Linked DNA regions of Homo sapiens: all the other regions are linked to region 2. Evidence: read pairs that join two places in POLR2A ChIA-PET (ENCODE). Cell type or tissue: HepG2. All regions are shown on one strand. Each heading gives the region's core, and the rest is flanking DNA. Links, peaks and the distances in the headings are about the cores only.

What was found. Peaks named below come from ENCODE experiments on the same cell type or tissue, not always from the same donor. Only the 100,000 strongest peaks of a DNase experiment are listed, where the experiment ranks them.
Region 1: POLR2A ChIA-PET joins it to region 2 with 5 read pairs; 6 of 35 experiments call an interaction of 5 or more read pairs at or near these places.
Region 3: POLR2A ChIA-PET joins it to region 2 with 6 read pairs; 10 of 35 experiments call an interaction of 5 or more read pairs at or near these places.

The regions. Positions count from the first base shown.
Region 1 is chr4:183,246,866-183,251,252 of GRCh38, forward strand. WWC2 (WW and C2 domain containing 2) reads left to right here. Exons shown (of 23, transcript NM_024949.6): 7 at 1,849-1,995; 8 at 3,055-3,128. Among named protein-coding and RNA genes, the nearest start is that of WWC2-AS1, 8.4 kb to the left of the region's middle. In HepG2, for the core only: a CTCF peak has its summit at 3,212 (motif pointing left); no DNase peak of the experiment used is centred there.
Region 2 is chr4:183,108,306-183,112,692 of GRCh38, forward strand. All of the region lies in intron 1 of WWC2 (WW and C2 domain containing 2), which reads left to right. Among named protein-coding and RNA genes, the nearest start is that of WWC2, 11 kb to the left of the region's middle. In HepG2, for the core only: no CTCF peak of the experiment used is centred there; DNase peaks (open chromatin) are centred at 2,526 and 3,276; H3K4me3 peaks cover 1,193 bases.
Region 3 is chr4:183,218,869-183,223,255 of GRCh38, forward strand. All of the region lies in intron 4 of WWC2 (WW and C2 domain containing 2), which reads left to right. Among named protein-coding and RNA genes, the nearest start is that of WWC2-AS1, 20 kb to the right of the region's middle. In HepG2, for the core only: no CTCF peak of the experiment used is centred there; no DNase peak of the experiment used is centred there.

The DNA.
Region 1 (4,387 bases), core at 89-4,088, 140 kb after region 2:
GTCCTTTAAAAAAAAAAGTTAATAGAACTGGAGCAAATCTACATTGGAACCTTCTAATTCAACAATTTTAGGTCATCTTTCATTCTTCCTATAAACTTTGGATTCATCTGCAGGCCTGATTAAATTAAAAGATTAGATCCCTTTTCAGTTACTAAATTACATTAATTAGTAGATGCAGAGATTGACAATAGAGTTAGAAGAAACTTTAGATATCTTCTGTGACTTTCAAACCTCTTTGACCACAGTAAGAAATAGATTTTACATCAAAACCCAGTAACACACAATTGTGTGTACCTATAGATACACAGGTGTGCATGCACGCGCACACACACACATACACACTCCAAATGAATTTCACAGAAATATGCCTACTCTTAAACTGGTGATGTACTCTGATTTTATTTTCTAGTATCTTCTATTTCATTTAAAAAAATACTAGTAACAACCTACTAAATTGATAGAATGCATTGCCATCACAGATGAGTTTGAAGAACACTGACTTTTTTTCACTGTATAGATGGAAAAATAGAAAAGACTTGCACAAGGTCACTAAAAGGTTTTTTTGTTCTTTTCTATATTATTTGATGTGACCATTTAAGTTTTATCCTCATATATATATACTATATATACTATTTATACTATATATACACTATACTATATATATACTATATATACTATATATATACTGTATATACTATATATGCTCTATATACTATATACTATATATATGCTATATATGCTATATATACTATATATACTATATACTATATATACTATATATACTATATACTATATATACTATATATTATATGTACTATATTCTATATACTATATATACTATATGTACTATATATACTATATACTACATATATACTATATATACTACATAATATATATATAATATATATACTATATATATATTATATATATAGTATATAGTATATATATCCCTTTGAGAGAAAATAGAGAAAGTTAGGTAAAAAATTTCAGATCTCTGATATTTCTAATTCCTCCTAATCATGAAAATTTTAAATATCAGGATTAAATACAGGCTCTTTTGTTGATAATAATGGTTTCTTATCATTTTATTAGGATTACCCTAGGGTTTCCTTTTTATTGTTTTAAGTAATTCAGATTAGTCTTTCCTTTTCAATACTTTCACTTGTTCATATCCTCCCTCTAAAGTAAACACAGTTTATTAAACCTGAGTGCCCACAGCAGGCACATTTGCTTTTGATTATTCTCTTTACCAAGCCAAACATGTCACCACAGGCAGTGCCATGCAGTAGACACACAGATGGGCTTGTTCCATGCCTGTGCCACTCATTAGCAACTTCTGAGCCTCAGTTTCCTAATCCCTAACATTGATGTGAGCTAAATAATCTCTTGGGTCCTGTCCAGATGTACAATGGCTTAATTGAAGAAGTCTTCAAAGTAGGAAGTTCTTTTACTGTATCTAAAATGAGAGATTATGTTATAGATATTCTGTTTCCACAATTTCAGCTGCATGAAGTGAGTGGGTTCCTATTGAAATAGAGATAACTTCTTAATGAAATTTTTAGAAATAAGACATGCATGTATTTTAAAGATACCGTTCATAGGAAAATGCTGTTTTGAGATAGATAAGACAACTGGTTTAATATGATCTCGCTTCCAAAGTCACATGTATGGAGGTGCAAAATTATATCCTGCTGTTATTTTTTCAATTATATAAAATGGTAAGTACCTACTAAAATAAAGTTGTTTTTTTCCATTGAGATTAGCTCTTTCCTTTTAATTTCACCTGGTAGGGAAGGTTTGCTGTCTTACTTGTTAAGCTTTATGAAACACTTTGTGTTTTCTGAACAGAGTCTTGCTAAGCTGCAGGAGCGGTTTCATTTGGATCAGAACATTGGCAGATCTGAGCCAGATTTGAGATGTAGTCCTGTGAACTCTCATTTATGTCTCTCCAGACAGACCCTTGATGCTGGGTCACAAACAAGCATTTCCGGAGATGTAAGTTATCTGTGCTGAAGAGTTGGCCCAGTGTTGTCCTTGATGGGCCTTAATTGCAATATGGATGGTGAACTGGAACCAGAAGTATATGTGACTTGGATTCTGGCTGTGTGCATTCAGTGTTCCATTTTCGTAAGATTAGTTTTAAAAATCATAGCCTTATCTTTTCTATCTAGGTGCCAAGTATGTCAGGATTTGTCCATATGAGTAGCTTTGTTCAAACTTTCTCATGCTATATTCCTTTAGAGACACGCTGAAAGGCTAGAGGCATATGAGAATTTAACTTTTTCCTATTACGTTTAGAGTCTTGGAAATGTAGGTCCTTTCAAATAAACATTAGGCCAATGAGAAACAGAAAAACATGCCTTTTAAGACTAATAAGAAAACTTGTTTTTGTAAATCTTAATTGATTATATTAAAATGTTTAATTTGTGATTTATATCTGCCATTTAAATATTTAATGTGGCTTGGCTATTGTTAACTATTTTACCTTCTCCATTTTGGGATGCCATTAGCAGGTATTTACTTCTCAATACATTCCCATTTCTTTTCATATTCTTTTATGCTGCTTTGAAATATGTGCTGTGAAAGTAAAACAGGTAGAGATCAACAGTAGGGCTTACCTGTTTGAAAATTAATTTTTGAACTTATTTAGTTTATATTTTGTACAGTTGAAAGCTAAATGCTAGAAATTAGGCTCATAAAGGCAAAAAAATTAGTTCCAGTTCATAAATTTTATTGACCTGTACACCCTTCATAAACTCTGAGATACCAGACACATTTACCTTGGTATTTACAGTATCAGGATATTTTTTATCTTGAATTTAACGTGTAGAGAAAATAATGTTAGAGTCTTTGAAAAACAGATGAGCTTGAATTGAAAGAAATGTTTTGCCCCTACTGAGACAATAAAATAAGTGTCTTTTAAAATTGGTGTTTCCCGATTTCAGTACCATCTTCTTTAACTTTTCAATTACACATACTTCCCAGAAACAAAAGCAATTTACTTCATTCATTAGCAGAGTTAATTGACTTTTTTCCTTTTTCTTTTTCCACTAGATTGGAGTAAGAAGTAGATCAAATTTAGCTGAAAAGGTCAGGCTAAGCCTACAGTATGAAGAAGCCAAAAGAAGGTAATGACAGAGAAGCTGTTTTGTGCATGGCTCAAACATTTTCTTTTCCAGAATTAATCTTTACTCCTGTGGTGACATCTGCTGGGCACTCCCCATACATTCTTACCAAGGCCACCCTTCGGTTTTAGCATGTCAGGGCTGCTTCCTCTCTGGTCTACCTTTTCTTCCCCCCGCCCTCCACCCCCCAACCACCAAAAGCTAAAGAACAGGGAGAATTAGTGAGAAGTATACAAATGAACTTGCCCCCTTCTCCTCTGAGAAAAAAGAAGCTTTGAGTTGGTACAATACTTAACTCTCAATTAAAAGTGAGAAGATTGGTTGCTTTGATGGAAATATGATACAGTGGTTCAGGTATAGGACTAAATAGCTGTTGAGGAGTTCTAAGGCAAATAAGTATTGATTTATTTGCCTTTGATTTGAAGGGAAGTCTTACTGCTAATGTCCTTGAAGGTGCTGAGGTGGCAGTTCCAGTCGACTTAGGTTAGGGAAAAGGAAGAGAGATTCTCATTTCTCTCTTTTACCTCATAAACTCTTCTTAATCCCTGTGCTATCTTTTACTTACTTTGTGATTCTGCTGGAGTGAGACATAAGAAACTTCCGTCTCAACAACAACAACAAAAAAGAGATTTCACTATCCGTATCTAGTAGATAGACTCAAATACTTTTCATAATATAGAACTCCTTATTATGAGGGAAAGGATTATACTGATACATTTGATTTCATTATTTTCCTCATAAGAGCTTTAAAATGCCATTGGGTTATTATTTAGGAGGACATTGGGAGAAACTGCATTATCGTCCTGCAAGAAACAGGAATTTATCATGTTTCTCCCCATGACCATGAAAAGCTCAGCTGAGAACCAGATATTGAAGTATATTCCTTATTATTGGTGATGATGATAACTTAAAAGCAATTGGCCGTAGTCCTTAGAGGTTATCAGGCTTTAACAAAGTAAAATAAATACAATATTCACCTCTATGTAACCTGTATTCTTAATATTACTTGGTTCCTCACTTCCTGAAAGAAACCTAAGCTTCATTCCACAAATTATTAACCATGTGAGCTTGAACAAGTCACTTAGGCGATCTGAACAGCAATTTACTCAGCTAATTTTAATGCCTTTAAATTTTCTCTGGGAGATTCTAAATTTCTTCAGGTTAGGGAAAAATGTTTAGGCTTTATTATCTCCTTCTCAGTGCCCAGATTAGTGCCTTCCCTTCAATAAGTATTGAGGATCAACTTCTGGTTTTGTGGCCCG
Region 2 (4,387 bases), core at 182-4,181:
GTGACAATGGCATTTTATCTTTGTGGTCTTTCTCCCCCAAAACCGTAGTAACTCCAGTCTAATCTTGAGAAAAACACCTACTGGATCCCAGTAGAGGGGTATCCTATAAAATACCTGACCAGTACCCCTCAAAACCGTCAAGATCCTCACCAATAAGGAAAGTCTGAGAAACCCTCACAGCCATGAGGAGCGTAAGGAGACACCAAGACTAAATGTAATGTGTCCCAGGGGTGGAGGAGTCCTGGGCTGGAAAAAGGACATTAGGTGAAAACTAAGGAAATCTGAATAAGGTATGGATTGTAGTTAAAATTTTTTTTTTTTTTGAGACACAGCCTCACTCTTTCACCCAGGCTGGAGTGCAGTGTTGTGATCTCGGCTCACTGCAGCCTCAGCCTCCCGGGTTCAAGCAATTCTCCTGCCTCAGCCTCCCCAGTAGCTGGGATTACAGGCATGTGCCACCACACCCAGCTAATTTTTGTATTTTTAGTAGAGATAGGGTTTCACCATGTTGGCCAGGCTAGTCTTGAACTCCTGACCTAGTGATCTGCCTGCCTCGGCCTCCCAAAGTGCTGGGATTACAGGTGTGAGACACCACACCCGGCCCGATTGTAGTTAATTTTATTAATGTTAATAGATGTACCATACCAACAGGGAAAAGTAAGTGTGGACTATATATGGCAACTTTCCACACTAATTTTGTGGTTTTTTTTCTATAAATCTAAGACTGTTCTAAAAAATAAAATTTTAAAAGACCTCTTAAAAGTCACACAAAACGAAGTGATTTTCTTTGGTGGAAGCATAACCATGTTTGTTGTTTATATGAAAATTCTGCTTTGTAGGCCTCATTTTAGCCCTCCAGCTAAGAATGGGTTTTAAATCATGAAAAGCTGTAAACAAACAAACAAAAATAAAGAAGAATATGTGACAGAGACTAAATGTGGTTCACAAAGCCTGGAATGTTTACTTTGGCCCTTTACAGAAAGAGTTTGCCATTGTCTTTAAAAATTTTATAGCAATATTTTTAAATGTTTCTATAAATATTAACCTTTTATGATAAAATGGCACATTTATTAGTGATCATTGCACATTCTTTTATGCCAGCAGTCCCCAACCTTTCAGGTACCAGGGACTGGTTTTGTGGAAGACAATTTTTCCACAGAATGGGATTGGAGGAGTTGCGAGGGATGGTTTCAGGCTGAAACTGTTGGATCTCAGATCATCAGGGATTAGTTAGATTCTCATAGGAGCGCACAGCCTGGATCCCTCACATGTGCAGTTCATTATAGGGTTCGCTCTCCTATGAGAATCTAATGCCACCACTGATCTGACAGGAGGCGGAGCTCAGGCGGTCATGCTTGCTCGCACCACACACCTCCTTCTGTGCGGCCCAGTTCCTAACAGGCCATTGACCGGTACCAGTCTGTGGCTAGGGGTTGGGAACCCCTGATTTATTCCACAAGGGATTTGGACTCTAGGTACTGTGTGGGACAAAGGTGAGTCAGACATGGGTGCTGAATTTGAGGAGCTGTCTTGTATCTCATGTTACTTTTTTTTTTGTTTTTAAAACAAGGAAATGCAGCATGTTACTTAGTTTCCCAAACTGGTTCTTTGAATTAGCTGGACCTAATGGTAGTGGAAATAGGTCTGTTACTCTTAAGGTAAGAATGATTTCATGGGTCCCTGTTCAAATGTAGCAGCCTGTGGATTCTGTATACCTCATGATTATTTTGATGGAAAATCAAGAGACATCTCTGGGCACCTGGCTTTGCCATGGCAGGGCCTAAAGTAGAGATTGCTTTTGTGGTGTAGAGACAGCTCAACCCCAGTCACTCAATAAAGTTACCAGATACCAGGCGCTGCTATATAATTCTTAAGAAGAGTTGTACATAGGACATGAGAAAAACAGGCAAAATGAATTTTTGGAAGTACCATAGTTGTTTGTTTATACTTGACTGTTGGAAGTATATAGTATTATGCTTTGGTAGTTAGAAATACTGACTTTCTTGTGGCATATTGATAATATTTATAAAATTACTAGGTGATGATCAAGCAAAAAATTATTCCATATATTATCCTTGTGATGCCTGTCACTTTGAAGCATGTCCCAAAGACTGCTCTGTAGAGCTATTTTTTTTTTTTTTTTTTTGCTTTGTCAGTAATTTTTCCTATACTTTTTGCCCTGATGTCAGTAAACAAATCATGGTTCCAAAATGGAGCCAGCTCAGAAGTGAGGTAGTCATGCACTAACAGAGTTATGTATTGGGAGCTGTTTTTTCACTCCTGTAGCTCATGAGGAATTACAATAGTTCCAATAGAGCATTTGAATAAAGGTGTACATTTAATGTACTTTGGTTTCACTAGGAGTGGAGGTAGGAAATTTAATTTTAAAGAAGCATAGACATTGTGTTATGACAATAATCACTTTTAACTAAGTAAGTGTCCCTGGTATTTTTGTGAAAATGAGTATGTCAACATTTGGAAGGCAAAGAGGCTTTCCTTTGGTGTGAACTTTGCTCCTGCTGCATGTGCAGTGTTGTTTTCTGGTGTGGCCTGGGTTGTGTTGGTCACCAGTTCTGAATGTGAACAACAGAGGTAAACGTTGAATTATAGAGATTGGTGCTACAAACCCCTGATTAAAATCCTGATTTACAGGGCTGGGCTCGGTGGCTCACGCCTGTAATCCTAGCACTTTGGGAGGCTGAGGCGGGCGGATCACGAGGTCAGGAGATTGAGACCATCCTGGCTAACATGGTGAAACCCCATCTCTACTAAAAATATAAAATAATTAGCCGGGCGTCGTGGCAGGCGCTGGTAGTCCCAGCTCTTCGGGAGGCTGAGGCAGGAGAATGGCGTGAATCCAGGAGGCGGAGCTTGCAGTGAGCGGAGATTGCACTACTGCACTCCAGCCTGGGCGACAGAGCCAGACTCCATCTCAAAAAATAAAATAAAATTCTGACTTACTAATGGACTGTAGAATACGTTGCATACTTTATTGACAGTTGTGCATTTTATAATTGCATAATTGGTATGAAGTGGCAGTGATATTCAGTTAAGTTTAAAATGTGGTAGACAACTTTGCACAAGATTTGAGGAGCATGTAGTTTCATTTAGTGTGAAACTTGAATCTACTCTGCAGTTTTCCTTAGCATTATGGTTTTTAATAGAGATACATTAGAATTCCAGTCTTTTTTTTTCTTTGAAACTGTGACAGTGAATGAATGTGTGGAATCTGCTTTGTACATAGTATCACTGGGTTATCAGCTTTGTTGACTTACTGGTCTAGGTGTAATTTTGGGCTGGTTGGTAATTCTGTCCATACCATATGTTCTTTTCTTATCTGCTGCTTATCAGTGTTTGAGTTTGATAAAAACAGATCATTTACTTTCTGTTTTGTTTTTTTTTTTTTGATACCGGGTCTCACTCTGTTGCCCAGGCTGGAGTGCAGTGGCGTGATCATGGCTCGTTGCAGCCTCAATCTCCCTGGGCTCAGGTGATCCTCCCACCTCAGCCTCTGGAGTAGCTGGGACTACAGGGGTGCGGCACAACACCTGGCTAAGTTTTTTTGTACTTTTTGTAGAGTCAGGGTTTCGCCATGTTGCCCAGGCTGGTCTCCAACTCCTGGCCTCAAGCATTTCTCCCATCGTGGCCTCCCAAAGTGCTGGGATTACAGGCGTGAGCCACCACGCCCAGCCAGATCATTTACTTTTTTCCTTCTTTGTCTCCCTTCCCCTTTTCTGCTAAATGACATAGCTAATGATATTTCTCATAGGACAGCATGACTAGAAACCAGTATTTAACTTGGCAGAATGTTTAACATAACATCAGTGCCCTGGTTTGCTATTGTAGATTGAAAGACTACAAAACTAACTTGATTGTCTAACTCTACTTTCAGTCCTTCATTTACCCCTGAAGGTATGCCTGTAGAACGTATGTAGATGCATTCTTGAGAGATTTCCTAGTGTCTCATGTGTAAGGAGCTTGTGTGTGTCTGCATCACTAATGTTTTCATAAAATTGATTCTAAGTTATTTGAGAATAGAGACCTGCTTTGTGTGTGCCCCTTCATGCTCTGTGCTTAGATTGCCTGTCCCCACAGGGACACTTAACACGGCGGAGGCCTGTACCCATAGAAATGAAATGTATGCATTTGAAGGACCTTTTCCTTCTTCCAGTAACCTCCATAATTTGTCCCCAGCTTACTTTACTGACTTCACCACCTAGTCATTCACTCAGTCACTCATTCATTCATTCAATCAAACTATTCGTCACACATTTATTGGAAACACTATATGCCTAGCACATACATTTCGGGGACACGGTGTTGAATGAAATAGGTGAGATCTCTGTTTTCATGGATTTTATATTCTACTTTGGGGAAGGCAAACAGA
Region 3 (4,387 bases), core at 76-4,075, 110 kb after region 2:
GTTTAAAAATTAATCTTATCCAAAAATATCCTCCAAATTGACACATAAAATTAACTATTACATACCTACAACCTATGTGTCCATCACAGGTAAATGTCAACAAAATATGGCATATACATATAATGCAATATTATTAAGCTTTAAAACATAATGAAATTCTGGTACATACTACAACATGGATGAACCTTGAAAACATTATGTTAAGTGAAATAAGCCAGACACAAAAGAACAAATATGATTCATCTTATGTAAGGTACCTAGAATAAGCAATTTCATAGACACAGAAAATAGAACAGTGGTTACCAGGGGCTGAGGAAGAAGAGAAAGGAGTTACTGTTTAATAGGGACAGAGTTTCAGTTTAGAACAATGAAAAATTTCAGGAAATGACCAGTGATAATGGTTGCACTTAATACCACATGATTGTATACTTAAATGGTAAGTCTTAACATTTATATTTTACCACAAAAATAAAGAATAAAATAATTTTTCAGACAAACAAGAGAACTGAGTGCCTGCAGAGCTGTAACATATTAGATGTTAAAGGTAATGTCTTCAAGCAGAGGGAAAATGATACCACCTGGAAATTTGGATCTAAATAAAATAATGAAAAATGTTAGAGATGATACATATTCAAATACAAGACTTTTTAAATAATTTGAAGTCTCTTTAAATAAAAATGCCTATTTAAACAAAGATAATAAAATAGGTTGTGAGGTTTATAAAATATTTAAAAGCAAAATATAAGACATCACAGAATGGGGGAGAACGGAAGGATGCTGTCATAAGGCACTTTGACTATTCATAAAGTAGTGACTTTTATTGGAAGTAGACTGCACATTTTATACATTAGAGCAAACTTTTTCTATAAAGATCCAAATAGTAAATATTTTAGATGTTGCAGGTATAGTAAGCAGAATTCTAAAATATTTTCCAATCCTCCAAGGTTTTCCCCTCCCCCACCTTTCCTAGTATGCATGCCTTTCATAATTTCCAGGCTGAATATGATTCATTATTTAATATGGCAGAGTTAACTTTAAGATAGAGAAATTATTCTGGGTGGTAGAGAAATTATCCTGGGGAACTGGAGGTAACACACAAGCCCTTTAAAGACAGAATTTCTCTGGCTGGTTGTAGGGGAGGACATTAGATGTCAAAGCATAAGAGGGTTTAAATGTACCATTGCTGGATTACAGAGGGAGAGGCCAACATGGGAAGAAACTGAGAGCAACCTTGACTGATAGCCAGCAAGGAATACAAGTCTCAGTCCTAGAGCCACAAGGAACTGAATGCTGCCAAAAGTGAGAATGAAGTTTGGAGTGGATTTTTCTGCAAAGCCCCAGATGACAACTCAGCCTGGCTAACACCCTGATTTCAGCTTTGTGATAATTTGACCAGAGAGCCCAGAGAACCTAGTGAGCTATTAAATAATTGTAATTAATTTTAAGCTGCTAAGTCTGTGGTAATTTGTCCTGCAGCATCAGAAAACTCATATAGCAGGCCATGTGCAGTCTCTGGTGCAGATTTTTGCTCTTTTTTTCTACTTTTCTTGGATAATAGTTAAACATTTACAAACCTTTATTAACTTGTGGGCCATAAAACAAAAACAAAAATCAGGCCACAAGATGAGCTGTCATTTGCTGATTCCTGCCCTAGAGTATCCACTTTAAAAAAAAAAAAAAAAATGGCCGGGCGCGGTGGCTCACGCCTGTAATTCCAGCACTTTGGGAGGTCAAGGTGGGCAGATCACAAGGTCAGGAGATTGAGACCATCCTGGCTAACACAGTGAAACGCCATCTCTACTAAAAATACAAAAAAGTAGCCGGGCGTGGTGGCGGGCGCCTGTAGTCCCAGCTACTCGGGAGGCTGAGCCAGGAGAATGGCGTGAACCCGGGAGGCGGAGCTTGCAGTGAGCCAACATCGTGCCACTGCACCCCAGCCTGGGCGACAGAGCGAGACTCCGTCTCAAAAAGAAAAAAAAAAAAAAGGTAACACTTTTAAGCCAATAAAGGAGATAAAATGGAACCATTAGAAAAAATTTAGTTAACCCAAAAGAAGGCAAGAATAGAGGAAGAAAATATGACAATAAGAAAGCTAATATACTAAATGTATTAATAAATGGCCTAAATGCTCCAATTAAAAGGCAAAGATTATCAGAATGGTTAAAACAAGACCCAATTTCATGATAGCTGCAACAGACCTACTTTAAATATAAAGGCCTAGATAGGTTAATTAAAATATTCAAGAAGATATATCATGAAAATACAAATCCGAAGAATGTTGCAGTTGTCATATTAATATCAGACAAACTAAACTTCAGAACAAGGACTATTACTAGAGATTTTATAATCATAAATAGATCAGTTCATCAAAGGACATAAGAATCTTAAAGATGTATGCACATGCTAACAGAGCTTCAAATACCTGGAATAAAGACCAATACAACTGCAAGGTGAAGGACAAATCTCTAATTATAGTTGGACATGATAGAATGTGTAGTCAGATAATCAGCAATGCTGTCGAAGATGTAAACAATAACAGACCAACTTGATCCAATTAACATTTATAAAATAGAACACACCATTTAAAAACAGCAGAAGTGCACACGGAACATCACAAAAGTAATCCTTACTCTAGAATATGAAAAGAAGTCTCAGTACATTTAAGGGGACTCAAATGCATAGAGTATAACTACAGTGGAATTAAATTAGACATCATAAACAGAAATATATCTGGAAAAATTGTCAAATACTTGGAAATTATTAGCATACTTCTCAATAATTCATTGGCCAAAGAAGAGAGCTCATGAGGAACATTTAAAAATATTTTGAACTAAATAAAAGGGAAAATACACTGTATAAACATTTATTGGGTATAGCTACAGCAGTGCTTAATGGGAAGCCATTAGCAAATGGAAGTCTCATACATTGCTATGGGAATGCAAAATGGTACAACCCTTTTGGAAAGCGGGTTAGCGATTTCTTACAAAGTTAAACATATTTAACATACTATCTAGCAATCACACTTACAGGTATTTACCCAATATAAATGAAAGCATATACCCATACAACGAATTCAGTGTAAATATTTATGAGAGCTTTATGCTTATTAGCCTAAACTGGGAACCAGCCTAAATGTCTATCAATAGATAAATGGATAAACAAATTGTGATATATCCATAAAATGTAATTTAAAAGGAACAGGTTACTGATACAACATGGATGAATTTCAAAAACAGTGAAAGTTTAGTGGTTGCTAGGGGCCAGGTAGAGATAGACTATAAAGAGGCGTGAGGAAATATTTTGTTGTCGTCCTGGTGGTACATGATTATATATACTTGTCTAAACTCATCATATTGTACATTTAAAATTTGTGCCATTTATTATAAATAAATATGGTTAAAATACCATTTTCTATGTGGGAGGAAAAGATTCAGATGAATAATTATTAGAACTAATAAATAGAATCTATATGTATTTTATATATATGTAAAATCTTTTAACATATCTATGATAGCCATTCATAATATATAAAATTAAAAAATCATATTCACAATAGCAAACCCAAATCATAAAATATCTAGAATTAACTTTTATCAAGAAATATAGTGGTCCTATCTAGAGAAAATTATAAAACATTTTTGAAGGATATAAACAAATTTTAATAAATGAAAGATATTTTAAAAAATAGAAACAATATAAGGATGCAATATCAAAATCCTAATTTGGGGATGTAGGAGGGGGAACAAGAGAGAAATTTTCAGAATATCATCTGGACATGTTACTAGAACAAATTTACCTTACATATAAAAATATGTGGCCAGGCGTGGTGGCTCACTCCTAGCACTTTGGGAGGCTGAGGCGGGCAGATCACTTGAGGCCAGGGGTTTGAGACCAGACTGGCCAACGTGGTGAAAACCCATCTCTACTGTTAATAAAAATACAAAAATTAGTCGCATGTGGTGGTGCACATACCTGTAGTCCCAGCTACTCAGGAAGCTGAGGCACGAGAATCACTTGAACCTGGGAGGCAGAGGTTGCAATGAGCTGAGATTGTGCCACTGTACTCCAGCCTGGGAGACAGAGTGAGATGCTGTCTCAAAAAATAAAATAATAAAAATATAGTTACGTGCCAAATAAATGACACTGCAGTCAATGACAAACCACATATATATGATGGTAGTCCCATGAGATTATGATGCCATGTTTTTGCTATACCCTTTCTATCTTTTGATATGTTTAGATACACAAATGCTTACAATTATGTTACAGTTGCCTACAGTTTTCAGTACAGTAACATGCTGTACAGGTTTGTAGCCTAAGACAATAGGCTATGCCAAGTGGCCTAGGTGTGTAGCAGGCTATGCTATCTGGTTCTGTGTAAGTGTAC